Linked DNA regions of Homo sapiens: region 1 is linked to region 2. The links are chromatin contacts, found by Hi-C or POLR2A ChIA-PET in ENCODE. All regions are on one chromosome and are shown on one strand. Each heading gives the region's core, a stretch centred on a gene start or an enhancer-like site at or near the end of the contact. The rest is flanking DNA. Distances are from core to core; before and after follow the strand shown.

What was found. A loop is a pair of places that touch in the nucleus more often than their neighbours do. ChIA-PET counts read pairs that join two places held with the same protein, here RNA polymerase II (POLR2A). Pooled maps may share reads with other maps.
Region 1: a loop to region 2 is called in a pooled map, with 5 times the contacts of the local background. The contact joins the promoter of PPP1R26 here to the promoter of CAMSAP1 in region 2. A Hi-C loop is called at or near these places in 1 of 168 maps with a recorded cell type or tissue (ascending aorta) and 10 of 50 pooled maps. POLR2A ChIA-PET finds 5 or more read pairs at or near these places in 1 of 52 experiments (HEK293).

Annotation. Positions count from the first base shown.
Region 1 is chr9:135,475,795-135,483,550 of GRCh38, forward strand. It overlaps PPP1R26 (protein phosphatase 1 regulatory subunit 26), which reads left to right and starts at 3,988. Exons shown (of 4, transcript NM_014811.5): 1 at 3,988-4,228; 2 at 6,889-7,021. RefSeq lists silencers at 4,510-4,569, 4,580-4,629.
Region 2 is chr9:135,903,820-135,910,980 of GRCh38, forward strand. CAMSAP1 (calmodulin regulated spectrin associated protein 1) reads right to left here and starts at 3,727. Exons shown (of 17, transcript NM_015447.4): 1 at 3,181-3,727. The coding sequence starts at 3,340. CAMSAP1-DT (CAMSAP1 divergent transcript) reads left to right here and starts at 4,014. Exons shown (of 2, transcript XR_007061860.1): 1 at 4,014-5,100. RefSeq lists an enhancer at 1,020-2,219 and silencers at 2,866-2,915, 3,316-3,385, 3,466-3,575, 3,616-4,295.

The sequences.
Region 1 (7,756 bases), core at 2,738-5,237, 430 kb before region 2:
TTCTTATGCTCCCTGGACTCCTTCTGCACTGGGGCACACGGACCCGCCTCCCTTCCAGCAGAGGCCCAGAGGTGCAGGAGGTTCCAGGGTTCATTTCACTCTCCCCATCTGGTCACTTACGGGGGTTCTGCTTTGACAAGGTTGGAGCAGTCCTTGTTGGCGCGTGCCTGGACAAACTGCAAGTAACTTCAGGACGAAGGGCTAAGCAACACTCAAATGTGACCTGCAATTTATAGTTAACAGACACAGCAGGATGACCTCCCAACAGACACTGTGTCCTCCTGCCAGCAGGGTCTGGGGCGCCTGCATCCTTGGGTCCTCCCAGGGGACTGTGGAGCTTCCTTGTGTTGGGGGGAAATGTTGCCTTCTTTCACATGAGTTTCTTTGTTTTTGTTTTGAGACAGAGTCTCCCATCCCAGGTTCAAGCGATTCTCCTGCCTCAGCCTCCTGACAGCTGGGATTCCAGGTGTGCACCACCACACCCAGCTAATTTTTTTTTTTTTTTTTTTTTTTTTTTTAAGTAGAGACAGGGTTTCGCCATGCTGGCCAGGCTGGTCTTGAACTCCTGATCTCAGGCAATCCGCCCTCCTCGGCCTCCCAAAGTGCTGGGTTTACAGGCATGAGCCACTGAGCCCAGCCCTTGAGTTTTCTTTAATTATGACAATGTAACTAATTCTGTAAAGGAAAAGAGCAACAGAGGAACTGCTGGCTTTTCTTTATGAGCTCAGACTTTGGTCCCCAGCAGGCCCTCAGCCATCTCTCCCAGGCGGTCTCTCCACTCCACATGGAGAGTGACCTTCATGTGGTCCCACTGGACTCTTTGTGCCCTTCACAGAAGGCCAAGCAGAGGCCCAGAGGGGAGCAACAGCCACATAGGGACCCAAGAGCCCACCAGAGCCCCTCAGGTGAGACGTGCAGCCCACTGCACCTGTCCCTGCTGCCACCGCCCATCCACCCATGGACAGCAGAGCCCCGGGCTGGGCAGAAAGATGCCAGGAGTCCTCACTTCCTCCATGGCGGATAATGAAGGTGACCCTGCGTGCTGATCCCCGGAGGCACAGACTGCACAGTGAGGAGCCTGACTAGGGGGTCCCAAGGCCAAGGCCAGAGCCTCTCACAACAGGAGAGTCTGACAATGACAGACGCCCCTCCTGTTCCTCCAATGAAGGCCTCACAAGGCACTGTTGAGGCCTCCTAAGAATTTAATAAAAAAAAAAAAAAAAGCACCAACCAACCAATCTCTGAACATCGGTAGCTTCAAAAAAGGAGTACAAGTGTTCCCTGTTTTGAGAAACTATTATTACGTGCCACACACTCTGGCCCAGGAATTCCCCAAGAGCCCCAGGTCACACCCCTCCATGCCCTCCACTGTTCTCTTACTTTGGAATGCAGGGATTAAACTGGTGAATGATTATGAAATCTTAGAGTGGTAAAAGCTATTCCAGGCCTTACCCCAAAGCCAGAAACCACAAAAGAAAACTTGATTGATTTAGCTACAGAAGAACTTCAAACTTGTGTGTAGTAAAAAAATAAAAAGGCAGGACACAGTAGCTCCCATCTGTAATCCCAGCACTTTGGGAAGCCAAGGAGGGTGGATCACTCAAGCCAGGAGTTCAAGACCAGCCTGGGGAACATGGCAAAACCCCATCTCTACAAAAACATACAAAAACTAGCCAGGCGTGGTGACGTGCACCTGTAGTCCCAGCTACTGGGGAGGCTGAGGTGGGAGGATAACCTGAGCCGGGGGAGGTTGAGGCTGCAGTGCCATGATCACGCCACTACACTCCAGCCTGGGTGTACACAGAGTAAGACCCTGTCTCAAAAAAAAAAAAAAAAAAAAAAAAAGGTTGAACAAACAAAAAACCAAAATCCAAAGTCAAAAGAAAAATGACAGAAAAATAAATGCAATGTACAAGAGTATATTGTACTACTGTACAATATTCTGTGTTATTGTACTGTTGTACAATACACTTTTTTTCTGAGACAGAGTCTCGCTCTGTCACCCAGGCTGGAGTGCTGTGGCACCGTCTCGGTTCACTGCAACCTCCACCTCCTGGGTTCAAGCAATTCTCCTGCCTCAGCCTCCCGATTATCTGGGATTACAGGCACCCGCTACCACACCCGGTTAATTTTTGTATTTTTTAGTAGAGACGAGGTTTCATCATGTTAGCCAGGCTGGTCTCAAACTCCTGACTTCAGGTGATCTGCCCAACTTGGCCTCCCAAAGTGCTGGGATTACAGGGGTGAGCCGCCGCGCCCGACCATACATTGCATTTACGCTCTTGTACAGAGTAGCATACAGCACAGAGAAGAGCTAAATTCCTTACGGTAACAAGCTCTTAGAATCCCTAAGAAAAAGACACACAGCCCAACAGAAAAATAAAAAATGGGCAAAGAACACAGACAGGCAATATTCCAAATGGCCAATAATAAAATGAAAAGATGTTCAACATCACCAGCAGTCAAAGAAATTAGGATTCAAGTGATGAAAAGGGCTGTTTCGCCTATCAGACTGCCAAAGACATAACGCAATGACATATCTCAGGGCTGGCAAGAGGACAGGCAAGCGGGCATGCCCGCTCACCAGTGGGTGGACGGCAGGCTGGCCCCGCATTTCTGGAGGGCATTTTGGCAAAATGCAGCATAGTCTTTGGCCCGCCGGCCTCTTCTAGGGATTTGCCCGCAGGAAATGCTCAGAGCCGCTCTAAGGAGGCATCATGAAAGCTGTTCACCACAGCACTGTTTTAAAAACTGTGAAGCAGCATGCCAAAACCTTAACAGCCCATGTCTCTGGGAAGTCACCTTATTAATTAGATCATCTCCCCAAAGTTTGGTAATGAAAGAGTATTATTTCATGAGAAAAAAAAAATTGCTTTTTGAAAAAATTCACGAAGGCATTAAAACAATTCTTTAATGGGTTTCCTGACCCAAAACTGGCCCTCCAGCTTCCCAGGCTGGCATGACTAGAAGCACCCCTCCAAGGCAAGTCTCTGATTTTGATCCTATCAAATCTCTGACACTTTCTAGACAGGAACCGAACCCACAAATTCATCTCCCAGACACGTGTGGATCAGGGCCCAGGGGGCTTACAGAAGCAGCGCGGTGCCCCTGCGCACCATCTGCCCCTTCCACGAGTGGGCGCTGAGGGAGGATCCAGTCGGGTCTGCCCGTTCCCCGCCGCCCGGGGATGCTGAGCACACCCGGGCCACCGCCAGCCTCGGGCACACACCCTGGACCTTTTATAAAACAAAACTGGGAAGACTTTCAAGGTCACATGGTCAGTGCACAGCAGAAGCAGAAACAGCAGCGGCCTCAAGGTCCGGGGCAGTTCCTAGAAACTGTTCCCTCCCCCGAACCTGGCGGCAGGTGTGCTCGAGGAGCCGCCGCCCCGGGCAGGTCGTGCGTCCACTCCCCGCCGCAAGCTCGGGTGGGGCAGCCGCGGGGACACGCGGGGGCCGCCCCCGACCCCGGCCCAAGGCTGTGGGGCTGGAGGGGCGGGCGGGCCGGTCTCAGCCCGGAGCCCCGCGTGAACTTCGGGGAGGAACTCGGTTGGCGCCGGGGCCCCGCACGCTCCCTTCCCGCGGCTCCGAGCGCTTTCCCACGGCCACGCCCCCCGCGCCCAGAACTTCCCGGCGACCCCGCGCCCCCTGCGCGCCCCCCGGAGGTGGCCGCGGTACGGGAGGCGGGCAGCACGGGGCTCGGCCCGGCCCAAGCGCCTTCGCCCCGCACCCCGCGGAGGGGGCCGCGTCCGAACCGGGCGGGGCGGGGCGGGGGCGTCCCCGGGGCGCGGGCGCGGCGGCAGGTGGGCGCGCTCTCGCGGGCGGGGGTCCGGCCGGGCCGCGCGCCTCCCCCGGAACTCGGCCGTGCCATTCCCATGATGCCCAGCCACGGGCACGGCTTCCGGAGTGCGGCCGCCGCCGCCACCGTCCGGTAGGTCGCGGGGAGGGGGCGGCTTGGGGGGGTCGCCCCGCCCCCCGCCCCGCCCCTCCCCTCCCGCGCTTCCCACGGCGCGGCCCGGGCGCGGGGCGGCGGCAGCGGCGGCGCGCGGGGAGGCGGGGAGGCGGGGGGCCCGGCCGGACGCCCCTGCGCCCCCTCCCCGCGCCCCGGCCGAGGGCGGAGCGCGCTGGCCCTGCAGCCTCCGGCCCGCCCCCGGCCCGCCGCCTCCCCCGGGACGTGGGACGCGGGCGCAGGCGGGGTCCGCGCGGCGGGCGGCGGGGGACGGGCGGAGGTGAGCGGGTGCAGGGCCGGGGCCGGGGGGCTCGGGGGCTGGGAAGCTGGGGGGTCGGGGACAGGAGGGCCAGCCAGGCCGGGGCCGGCGCGCCGTGCAGGCCGCGGCGGGCGGGCGGCGGGGGCTCCCCGAGGCAGGCGGACGGGGATCGGCGCCGGGGCTGCTCCGTTCCCCGGGCGGGGATCCTGTCTCTGGCCTCCGTGCGACTCTCGGCCCGCGCGCCCCGCGCTCCTGGAGCCCCAGGTGAGGCGCAGGTGAGGGCCCGCGGTGGGGAGCTTTGGCCCGGCCCGGGGCGGCCGCTGCCCTCCGAGAATGGCCGCGGCCCGGCCGGCCTGGAGACTGCGGTTCACGCCCTGCGCCAGGCGGAGCTTCCGGGAGGGTGGCCGCTCTCCCGGGCCCCAAGCTCGCTAGTCCTCGGATCCCAGAAACATAACTCCGGGGGTGCAGACCTGCTTGGAGGCCCGGCCTCTTCCCTGGGAGGCGTTCACTCCCGCCGGGCCGAGGACCAGGTCGCCGATCCCAGCGGCTAGGGTGAGCGCGCCCTCGGGGAGGGGAGCTCCCTTGGGGGACCCTGCCCAGCCCGCAGGCCGTGAGTAGCCCAAGCTTGGGAGTCAGGGGAGGTCGGGCCGGGGCAGCCGGGAGGGGCTCACCTTGCCTTCAGTTCCCAAGCACAGGAAATGGCGGTGCAGCTTTGCTGGGGGACGCTTGTAGTGAGGTTGTAAAATTGCAGCTTCTGGAAGGCTGGGAGCTGAATTCTAGCCCACGCCCACTTCTGGGTGGCTGGAGCGGGTCCTCCTGCTGCCCCGCCCGCTCCTGCACCGGGGCTCCTCTCCCTGGCCTGCAGACCCTGGCCTCCCTACCCTGGGGGGAAACCCCACCTGGGAGGTAAGACCGCTGGCTGAGCTGCTTTTCGGCCAACCGAGAAATGTAGAGTATTTGGGGGCGTTTCTCACAGGTGGGCAGACTGTTAGGATGGCGAGGGCCCAGTGTGGGTGCTTTGGTTCTCTCCAGAAGGTTGATGTCTGGACCGAGAAGGTACCCGAGTGTTCTCCACCGCTTCCTAAAATCTGACACCGTGTGGCCTTGGGGTGCAGGTGCTGGGTGTCCCCACAGCCACCCTCAAGACCGTATCCTGAGGCAGCAATTTGACAAAGCCTGCACCTCTGGCTTGGGCCCACACCTATCTCTAAGGACTGATTAGGGGGCTTTTCTTGTTTTTTTTTTTTTTTTTTTTTTAGAGCCAGAGTCTCGCTTTGTCGCCCAGGCTGGAGTGCAATGGCTGATCTCGGCTCACTGTAATCTCCGCCTCCCTGGTTCAAGCGATTCTCGTGCCTCAGCCCCTGGAGTAGCTGGAACTACAGACGTGGGCTCCCACGCCCAGCTAATTTATGTGTTTTTAGTAGAGATGGGGTTTCGCCATGTTGGCCAGGCTGGTCTCGAACTCCTGGCCTCAAGTGATCCACCTGCCTCCACCTCCCAGAGTGCTGGGATTACAGGTGTGAGCCACTATCCCCGACCCAGGGGGCTTTTCAAGAATGATTCATCTCGCATAATGTTTTAAAGCCACAAGCTGTCCTGGGGAGACGACCCCCCTCGATTTTTTTTTTTCTTTCTGAGATGGAGTCTCGTTCTGTCTCCTAGGCTGGAGTGCAGTGGCGCGATCTCGGCTCACTGCAACCTCTGCCTCCTGGGTTCAAGCAATTCTCCTGTCTCAGCCTCCCCAGTAGCTGGGATTACGGGCACACGCCACCACGCCCAGCTAATTTTTGTATTTTTAGCAGAGGAGGGGTTTCACCATATTGGCCAGGCTGGTCTCAAACTCCTGACCTCAGGTGATCCACCTGCCTCAGCCTCCCAAAGTGCTGGGATTACAGGCGTCAGCCACTGCACCTGGCCAGATTTTTTAATACCATTCTTGAACTAGGTGATTTGACAACTTAGAAAACTGTTCACTGGGTGTCCAGGCCTTCTCTGCAACCAGTCAGAAGCTGTAAATGTGGCTAGTGGAGAACAGACTATTTCCCCAGGAAAACTCCCCTCCCCGACCTTGTCATCTAGTGTAAAGACACTGACTTGGGCCGGTTTTCTTAAGGTAGTATTTAAGGTAGTATTCTTAAGGTAGTATTGCTGTTTAAGGAGTCAATAGTCTTAATTTAGACGCTCCTCAGCCCAAGGCTAATGCAAATGTTTTGTCATTTATGTCATTTTGCAGAGGCAATTTGAATAACACCTACAGTAAGGCAGGCGTGGGTTTGCTAGCCAGTGAAAGAGCTCCTCTCGCATTGTTGGTCCCCCAGTGCTCTGTGTCAGTGGGGAATCTCTCCAGAAGGTGACTTTATGGGGGATGTCATGGGCTGCAGTGGGTGGCCAGAATTTGAGAACTAGCAGATAACGTCACATACGTGCCCCATCCCCATCACTTCAGCCAGCATCAGATCTGCTGTCCAGGATAGCTATACATTACTTGTGGTTAAATGTATTTGTCTTAATACATTAAGTTAAATATATTTGTACTTGTGGTTAAATGTCTTAGAGTAAGTTCCTTCAAAAGTTAATTTTGAGCCCTTAAGTTAATGATATTTCTTTCCAAAAAAAAAAAATTTATCAACTGTAGCTTCAGCCTGTAATTAGATGCCTCTGATTCTCTTTGATTCTGGTAGTCAAAAGTCTATTGAAAAAGCAGAGAGAGAATGCCTCGGTGTGTAAGTGGAGTGATGAGGACCTGATCTCTGGGCCGTGTGGGAACACTGGCTGCCATTTCATCACAGTCAACCTGGACTCACAGAATTTCAAGTAATTTCAAGTAATTCTTGTATTTTAGTTTCCCTTGTAGGGCACAAATTGGTGCTAGCAAATGACTTACTTCTGAATCTGTCTCACCCCCTGGTTAATTGCTGGTTACCCCTTTTGGGCTCACCTGTGTGTAGGTGGCCAGGCTCACCTTTTGTTTCTTTTTCTTTCTTTCTTTTTTTTTTTTTTTTTTTTGAGATGGAGTCTCATTCTGTCGCCCAGACTGGAGTGCAGTGGCATGATCTCAGCTCACTGCAAACTCTACCTCCTGGGTTCGAGCAATTCTCCTGCCTCAGCCTCCCAAGTAGCTGGGATTACAGGCATGCGCCACCATGCCCGGCTAATTTTTGTGTTTTTTTAGTAGAGATGGAGTTTCACTATATTGGTCAGGCTGATCTTGAGCTCCTGACCTCAGGTGATCCACCCGCCTCGGCCTTCCAAAGTGCTGGATTACAGGCGTGAGCCACCACACCTGGCCACAGCCTCACGTTTTTGTGAAAAGATGGTGGCATGTAAATACCCAATTATGTGCTTGTCAGGAAGGAAGCGCCTGGTTAACCGGAGAAAGCTCCTGGTAAAGAAGAATCCATAACAGAGGCAAAACATACTGGCCAGTTTTCGCCCACTGCTGAGGTCCTGAGGGCAGCCACAGCCTCTGAGCCAAGGGGAGTTCAGTGTCCATAAGCCTTGGAGGCTTGCTTGCACAAGAACCGCTTTGCACTGCAATTTTGGGGTAGG
Region 2 (7,161 bases), core at 2,477-4,976:
TTCAAAAGAAGAAACAAAGCAAATGCTGCTGGATTAGAAGAAGTGTTGGGGGGACCCACACTGTCCTACCAAAACCCCCTCCCCACTCAGTCTCTTACAAGATACAGCCACACTGGGTAGCAGCGAATCTCACACCTAGGCTGTGACCCCAACAACGTAAATCACTTCAGCTGAGCTGAGGCAAGTATTTCGGTCATCTGAATTACGATCTCTCCAACCTGTAAATTTAAAGAGAGTCTCAATTTTTACACAGTTTTACACAGGAGGTCTAAGTGCGGTGCCTCATGCCTGTAATCCTAGCACTTTGGGAGGCCGAGGCGGGCAGATCACCTGAGCCCAGGAGTTCGAAACTAGCCTGGGCAAACAGACCCCATTTTTACAAAAATAAAAACTGTTTAAAGAAAACCCCCATCTCTACAAAAAATACAAAAGTTAGCCAGGCGTGGTGGTGCACCTGTAGTCCCAACTACTCGGGAGGCTGAGGAGGGAAGATCACTTGAGCCCGGCAGGCGGAGGTTGCAGTGAACCGAGGTCACACCACTGCACTCCAGCCTGGCCGACAGAGCGAGACCCTGTCCTCCACAAAAAAAAAAAAAAAAAGGAAAAAAGAAAATTACACACGAGGCTGAAGCAGGAGGATCACTGGAGCCCAGGAGTTGGAGACCAGCCTGGGAAACACAGGCAGACTCCATCTCAAACACCTGGCCTCAAGTGATCATCCTACCTCTGCCTCCGAGTCACTAGAATTGTAAGTATAAATTACCACACCTGGCTTAAAAACTTTTTTTTTTGTAATTACATATGCTCCCCCTGTGAAGCAAACTATAGAATGTAAAAGCCCTCTCTCGGCAAAAAGAAGTGGAAACCAGCCAGGCGTGGTGGCTCACACCTGTAATCCCAGCACTTTGGGAGGCCAAGGCAGGCGGATCGTGAGGTCAGGAGTTCGAGACCAGCCTGGCAATATGGAGTAACCCGTCTCTACGAAAAATACAAAAACTGGCCGGGAGTGGGGGCGCACGCCTGTAATCCCAGCTACTTGGGAGGCTGAGGCAGAAGAATCGCTTGAACCCAGGAGGTGGCGGTTGCGGTGAGCTGAGGTCGCGTCACTGCACTCCAGGCTGGACGATAGAGCGAGACTCCGTCTCAAAAAAAAAAAAAAAAGTGGAAACCAGACCTCCTAAAATCGGAGTCTGATGTGCGAAGGCACTGTCACCCACCAGTAAGGGGCACTCCAGTCTCAGCTCCTAAGATGGTGTCCAGTCTTCTCCAGCTCCTGTTCATGTTTCTTTTCTTTAAATGCCCACCTTTTAATAATTCCAGAACTCAAAAGCCCATGTTAGTATCAGATTGTGAATTCATCATCCGATGAGTCAACAAGGATTAAAGAGTGACCTGGTACCGGAAGTGAAACTAGACGAACCCAATACTAACACAGAGACACGCGTACTTATTTCTGGATGGCTGACAAATCCCATGCTGAATGCCAAAGCTAAATGCAATGAAATAAAAAATGCATGCACCTTGCTAAAGAAATTGGAAAGCAGATCGTGAAAGTTCTTTTTATAGCAATTTGTCTAACATCCGCTGCCTGAGCCCTCAGCCCTCTCCACATATAAAATCTTAAAAAACATGCAGGAGTAAAACTTTGTGCTCGGATCCCAGGAGCCATGCCCAAGAATGCACTGGGCTCCACAGCACCTACGGGAGCCCAGCCAGCGCCCACGAGCAGCTGCGGTGAACAGTCCTCAGTGAGACACTCCACAGCAGCGGAAATGTGGAAAAGTGAAGATGAAGTCAAGAAGAACCTAAGAACGTAACGTGGGATAAGGGAATAACAAAAGCCAGTCTCAGAAAGAGACATCATTGGCAAAGGTGTAAAAACTAGTTCGTGGTGTAAGCACATGCGGCAAAATACAAAGAAAAGCAAAACAGTGACTAACACAAGGTGTGAGGCAGGTGAGCCCACGCAGCCGGCAGTGACTGCAAGATACCCAGGCGTCCGCTCTCGGGCTGTTCTTTGCACCTGACTCAAGTTTCATACCTACATCTTACCAATTCCGTTCTCAAAAACTCATGTGAAGTCTTGGATGTAGCAGTGTTTCTTCCTCATTACAACACAGAAACTAAGGTTCCACTGAGCCAGTAAACAAGAACTGTAAAACTGAAAACTGTCAAAGGAAAAACTCTTTCCCAATTACTACTTACACAGTACAAAAACCAGTTTGAAATAAGGCGAGTTATTTAATCCCTAAAACTTACAAAACGCGTTTGTCCTTATGACTAACTCGAGTCTAGCTGGGGCACAGGCCACTGTCAAACAGGGCAACGCCTACTCAGCGTTTTCCAAACTGGTCAACTGAACTCTTCTCTGGAAGGGCTGTCTCCTTTAGTCTTACTCTAAAAAGGGTAATTTTTCACCAGAATAAAGGCAAATATTTTAAGAATGCTTCAAATGAAAAGAGGATTGCAGAAATATTAACCTTTAATTGTACCTGAAACAAAGCACCTGAAATTAATAAAGAAGTCAGCCACTGACGAGAATCACTAGGTCTGTCCTGTTCCCAGGGCACGAAACAGAAGCGTCTTAATCCACTAAGCACATTAGGGCCTAACAAACTGGACTGAGTAACAAGGTTACCTAGTTCTTCCAAACAGGAATTAACCAAAGGGGATCATTATGATTAAGCACAATGCGCGGAATACGCAATTTCTAGTTGGGGAATTCAACAGCTGACAGCTTGTAAGCATCAAAATTCATAACAAGTGCAAGGCTCGGAATCACAGGTCCAGCACTGGACGATGCCCGGCGCGCCGGGAAGCGGCGCCTCAGACGGCGGCCCCGCGTCCCCATGGTCCCTCCCTGCGCCCAGAACCGGGCAGCTCCTTCCCGCCGCCGCCGCCGCCAACGGGAGGCTGGGGGCACTCCCGAAATAGGAGCGGAAGCCCCGACCCACGCCGCCCTCCGCCGCAGGGACGCCCACTCGCCAGGTGACCGCGTCCCCACGCTCCGCGTTGCCCGGGCGCCGCCAGGACCTCGGAGGCGGCCGGCCCAGCCCCGACCCTGTGCGGACGCGGCACAAAGGCGCGGCGCGCGGACCCCGACCCGGCCGGACCCCGGCCGCGTCCCCCGGCCCCGGCCCGCGCCCCTGGCCCCCGCCCCGCGCCCCTCACCCGGCCCACCTCGGCCGTAGGCCTTGGCGCAGATCCACTGCAGGTTGGCGGCGATCTTGGCGCGCGCCGCGTCGTAGCGGTCCAGGGGCACGAGGTCGGCGGCGCCGTCCGGCGGGGCCTCCATCTTCCTCCAGCCCTCGGCGGCGGCGCGGCCGCTCGCGTCCACCATCTGCAGACAAAGGGCTGAGGCGGCGGCCCGGCCGCAACAAAGGCGCCGCCGCCCCTCGCCGCGCCGGGCCCGGTGCGCCCCGAGCCACCACTCGGCCCCGCAGCCGGCCAGCCGGGAGGGGCGCCCGAGCGCGGCCCCCGCCTCACCTCACAGCCGCCGCCGTCGCCGCCCCCGCGGCTGCTGCATGCTGCGGGCGCTGAGCCCGAGCGGAGGAGGTGCCGAGCCCGCGGCCCAAAGAGGCGGCGGCAGGAGGGCGCGGGCCGGGGGCGGGGGCGGGCGCGGGGGCGGGAGCGGGCCGGGGGCGGTGGCAGCGCGTGCGCGGTCCCGGGTGAGCGGCGGCGGCGGCGACAGCGGCTGAGGCGGTGGCCAAGGAGCGGGAGCGCGCTCACCGCCGGGGCCTCGCACAGGCGCAGTAGGCACCGCCCGCCACCCCGCCCTCGACCCCGCCCCCAGCTCCGCTCCCTTCTCGCGCCTGCCCCGCCCCTTTCCGCAGGCGCAGTAGGCACCGCCCGCCAGCCCGCGCCCGCCCCGCCCCTTTCCGCAGGCGCAGTAGGTGGCACCCGCAGGCCTGTGCCTGCCCCGCCCCTTTCCGCAGGCGCAGTGAGCGTCGACCCGCCCCTCCCCGCCCGCTTCCGCAGGCGCAGTAGGACCCGCCCTGGTCCGCGCCTGCCCCGTTGCTTTCCTCAGGCTCTAAGGCCCGCGGTGTGGAGCGCGGCGTAGGCAGCGGGGAGTGGGCGGCGCGGGGTGGGTGGAGTGGGTCGGCGGCGGGGATCCTGCCGAGCCCGCAGCTGCCCTCTTTTAGCGCCGTGTCTCCTCCCCGGCCCTGGCTCGTCCCACCTCAGCCACAGCCCGGCCCCCTGGCCGGCCGAGGTCTCGCCGCCGGCGCCCTGGGGACCTCGTGGGTGTGGCCGGCGGCGACCTCGGCAGGCGACAGCCCAGCAGACGGGCACCAGGTGGACGTGCCAGTCTCCAGACCCCCGTCCCGGTGCAGGGAAGGTGGGCGTTTGGACCCCTGAGGCAGAAACAGGTGCGGCCCCGCCGGCGCATCCCCCGGAAGGGACGCTGACTTCGTTCCCCTGGAGCCTGCGTCGGGGCCCGCGCTGGGCTGAGAATTACGGGAACGCCGTGAGAGTTTGCATTCCGAGGATTTGGTCTGAGAACCTCACCAGCGAAATAGAGAACTGCCCCCGGGAGAGCCGGCCCACGTGCCGCCCACCGGCGCCTTGACGGCAGGGAGAGGTCGAGCTTCCAGGGAGCGGGCGCCCGGCGCGGGGCTCCCAGCCTGTCTGTACCTGGTCGAGACACCCCGTGCCAGAGGCGGAACATGTATGAAATGCCAGGTGCCCAGAGGACCCAGGCAGTCCGTCATTCACATACCAACCCACGTGCAGGCTTCAATTCAACCTTGAAGCCATTTGGGCCTGGGCTTTTTTGATGACTTATTTGATTCATAGTTTTTTGGTTACTAATTGAGTCTCTTCACTTGTTATAGGTCTGTTGAGATTGTCTATTTTTTCTTGAGTCAGCCGTCTGAAAAGAACACGAGGTGGACAGGGCAGAGCGGTCAAGGAAAGCCATAGGAGGAGGGCACTTATTTGAGCAAAGACCGGCGGGACGTGGGCGTCGAGGGTAAGGATATCTGCAGAAGTACTGTCTTGAGCAAGGAGCACGGCAGACAGAGCCTCTGAGACACGAGAGCCTGGAGTGTAAGAAACACAGTAGAGGCCACTAAGTCGAGAACGCAGGAGCTGGAAGGACTGGTAGGAAATGGGAGGTGGGGACATGGAGGGATGCAGACAGGTCCTGCACAGTCAGAACTGTGGCCCCTTCTCTGCAGGAAATGGGCAGCCTTCGGAAGACTGAGCACACGGAAGGATATGACTAACCCTTTAAAAGGGTCATTCTGACTCCTGGGTGAAGAACAGACTAGGAAGGGCTGAGGAGGAGGCAGGAGGCCATCTACTGTTATATGGGATGTGGAGTGTGACCCGGAAAGGTCAAGTGTGACTCTAAGGGCTTTTTGTGTACTGATCTTTTATCCTGCAACCTTGCTAAACCCATTTATTAGTTCTTCTTGTCTTTTAGTGGCATTTATTAGTTGTTCTAGTGTTTTAGTGGATTCCTTGGGATTTTATACAAAAGCGTGTCATTTGTGAATAGAGATCAGTTTATCTCTTCCTTTCTAATCTGGATGCCTTTTATTTCTTCTCCTTGCCTAGCTGCCCTATCTAGAAGCTCCAGTACAATATTGACTAGAAGCAGCAAGAGTGGACATCCTTGTCTTGCTCCTGATTTCAGGGAGGAGGCATCCAGTCTTTCACCTTTGGGTATGATGATAGCTGTGGGTGCTTAAAAAATAGGTTTTATCAGGCTGGGCACAGTGGCTCACGCCTGTAATCCCAACCCTTTGGGAGGTCGAGGCGGGCGGATCACGTGGGGTCCAGAGTTTGAGACCAGCCTGGCCAACATGGAGAAATCCCATCTCTACTAAAAATACAAAAAGTTAGCTGAGGTTGGTGGCCGGTGCCTGTAATCCCAGCTAAAAAAGGGAAACTGTCTAAAAATCATTAAAAAAAAGGGTACTTCCTCAACCTGATAAAACCTATTTTTTGTTTGTTTGAGATAGTGTCTCACTCTGTCACCCAGGCTGGAGTACAGTGGCTGGATCTTGGCTCACTGCAACCTCTGCCTCCCAGGTTCAAGCGATTTTCCTGCCTCAGCCTCCTGAGTAGCTGGGATTGCAGGCACAGGCCGCCACGCCCAGCTAGTTTTGTATTTTTAGTAGAGATGGGGTTTTACCATGTTGGCCAGGCTGGTCTTGAACTCCTGACCTCCAGTAATCCACCCCCCTGGGCCTCCCAAAATGCTGGGATTATAGGCGTGAGCTACCACGCCCAGCCGAGGAAGTATCTTCTATTTCTAGTTTGTTGAGTGTGTTTATCATGAAAACGTGTCAGATTTGGTTAAATGATTTTTCCACATCCATTGAGATGATGATCATGGGTTTTTTTCCTTGTTCTAGTAATGTGGTGTGTTACATTAATTGACTTTCAGATATTGAAAAGACACTTATCCCCTGCGTTCAGATAAATTCCAGTTGGTCATGGAGTATCTGTCTTCCTGGATTCAGTTTAATACAATTTTGTTGAGTGATTTTTTTTATCCATATTCATCATAGATACTGGTCTGAAGTTTTCTTGTGGTGTCTGTGTCTGGTTTTGGTATCGGTATCAGTGTCCTACTGGGCCTCATAAAATGAGTTGGAAGTGTTCCTCTTTTTTTTTTTTTTTTTTTTTTTAAGATGGCTGTTCACTGTATCATCCAGGCTGGTCACCAATTCCTGGCTTCAACTGATCCTCCCACCTCAAGCCTCCTGAGTAGCTGGGATCACAGGCACAAGCCACTGGACCCAGCTTTAATTGTTTAAGTGTTTCATAGAATTCATTATTGAAGCCATTTGGGTCTGGGCTTTTTTGATTACTTATTTTGATTATTAATTCAATCTCTATTTGTTGTAGGTCTATTCAGATCATCTGTTTGTGTCTTTAGAGGAATTTGTCCGTTTTATTTAAGTTACAGTGTTTTGGGCGTAAGCAATTTTAAGGAGAAAGTTATCCTTAACCAAGATGGGAAAGGTCGAGGCAGGGTGGTACAGGGATTTTACCTCCCACCAGGTATCTCCCACAAACTCCCCCTAATATAATACCGGCGGAGTTTGGGCTGTGGCTTTGGCTGTGTTGAGTCTCAGATGCCTGTTGGGCCTCCTCATGGAAACGCTGGTGGGCGATTGGATGAGCAAGTCACCGGCGTGGCCCAGGTTG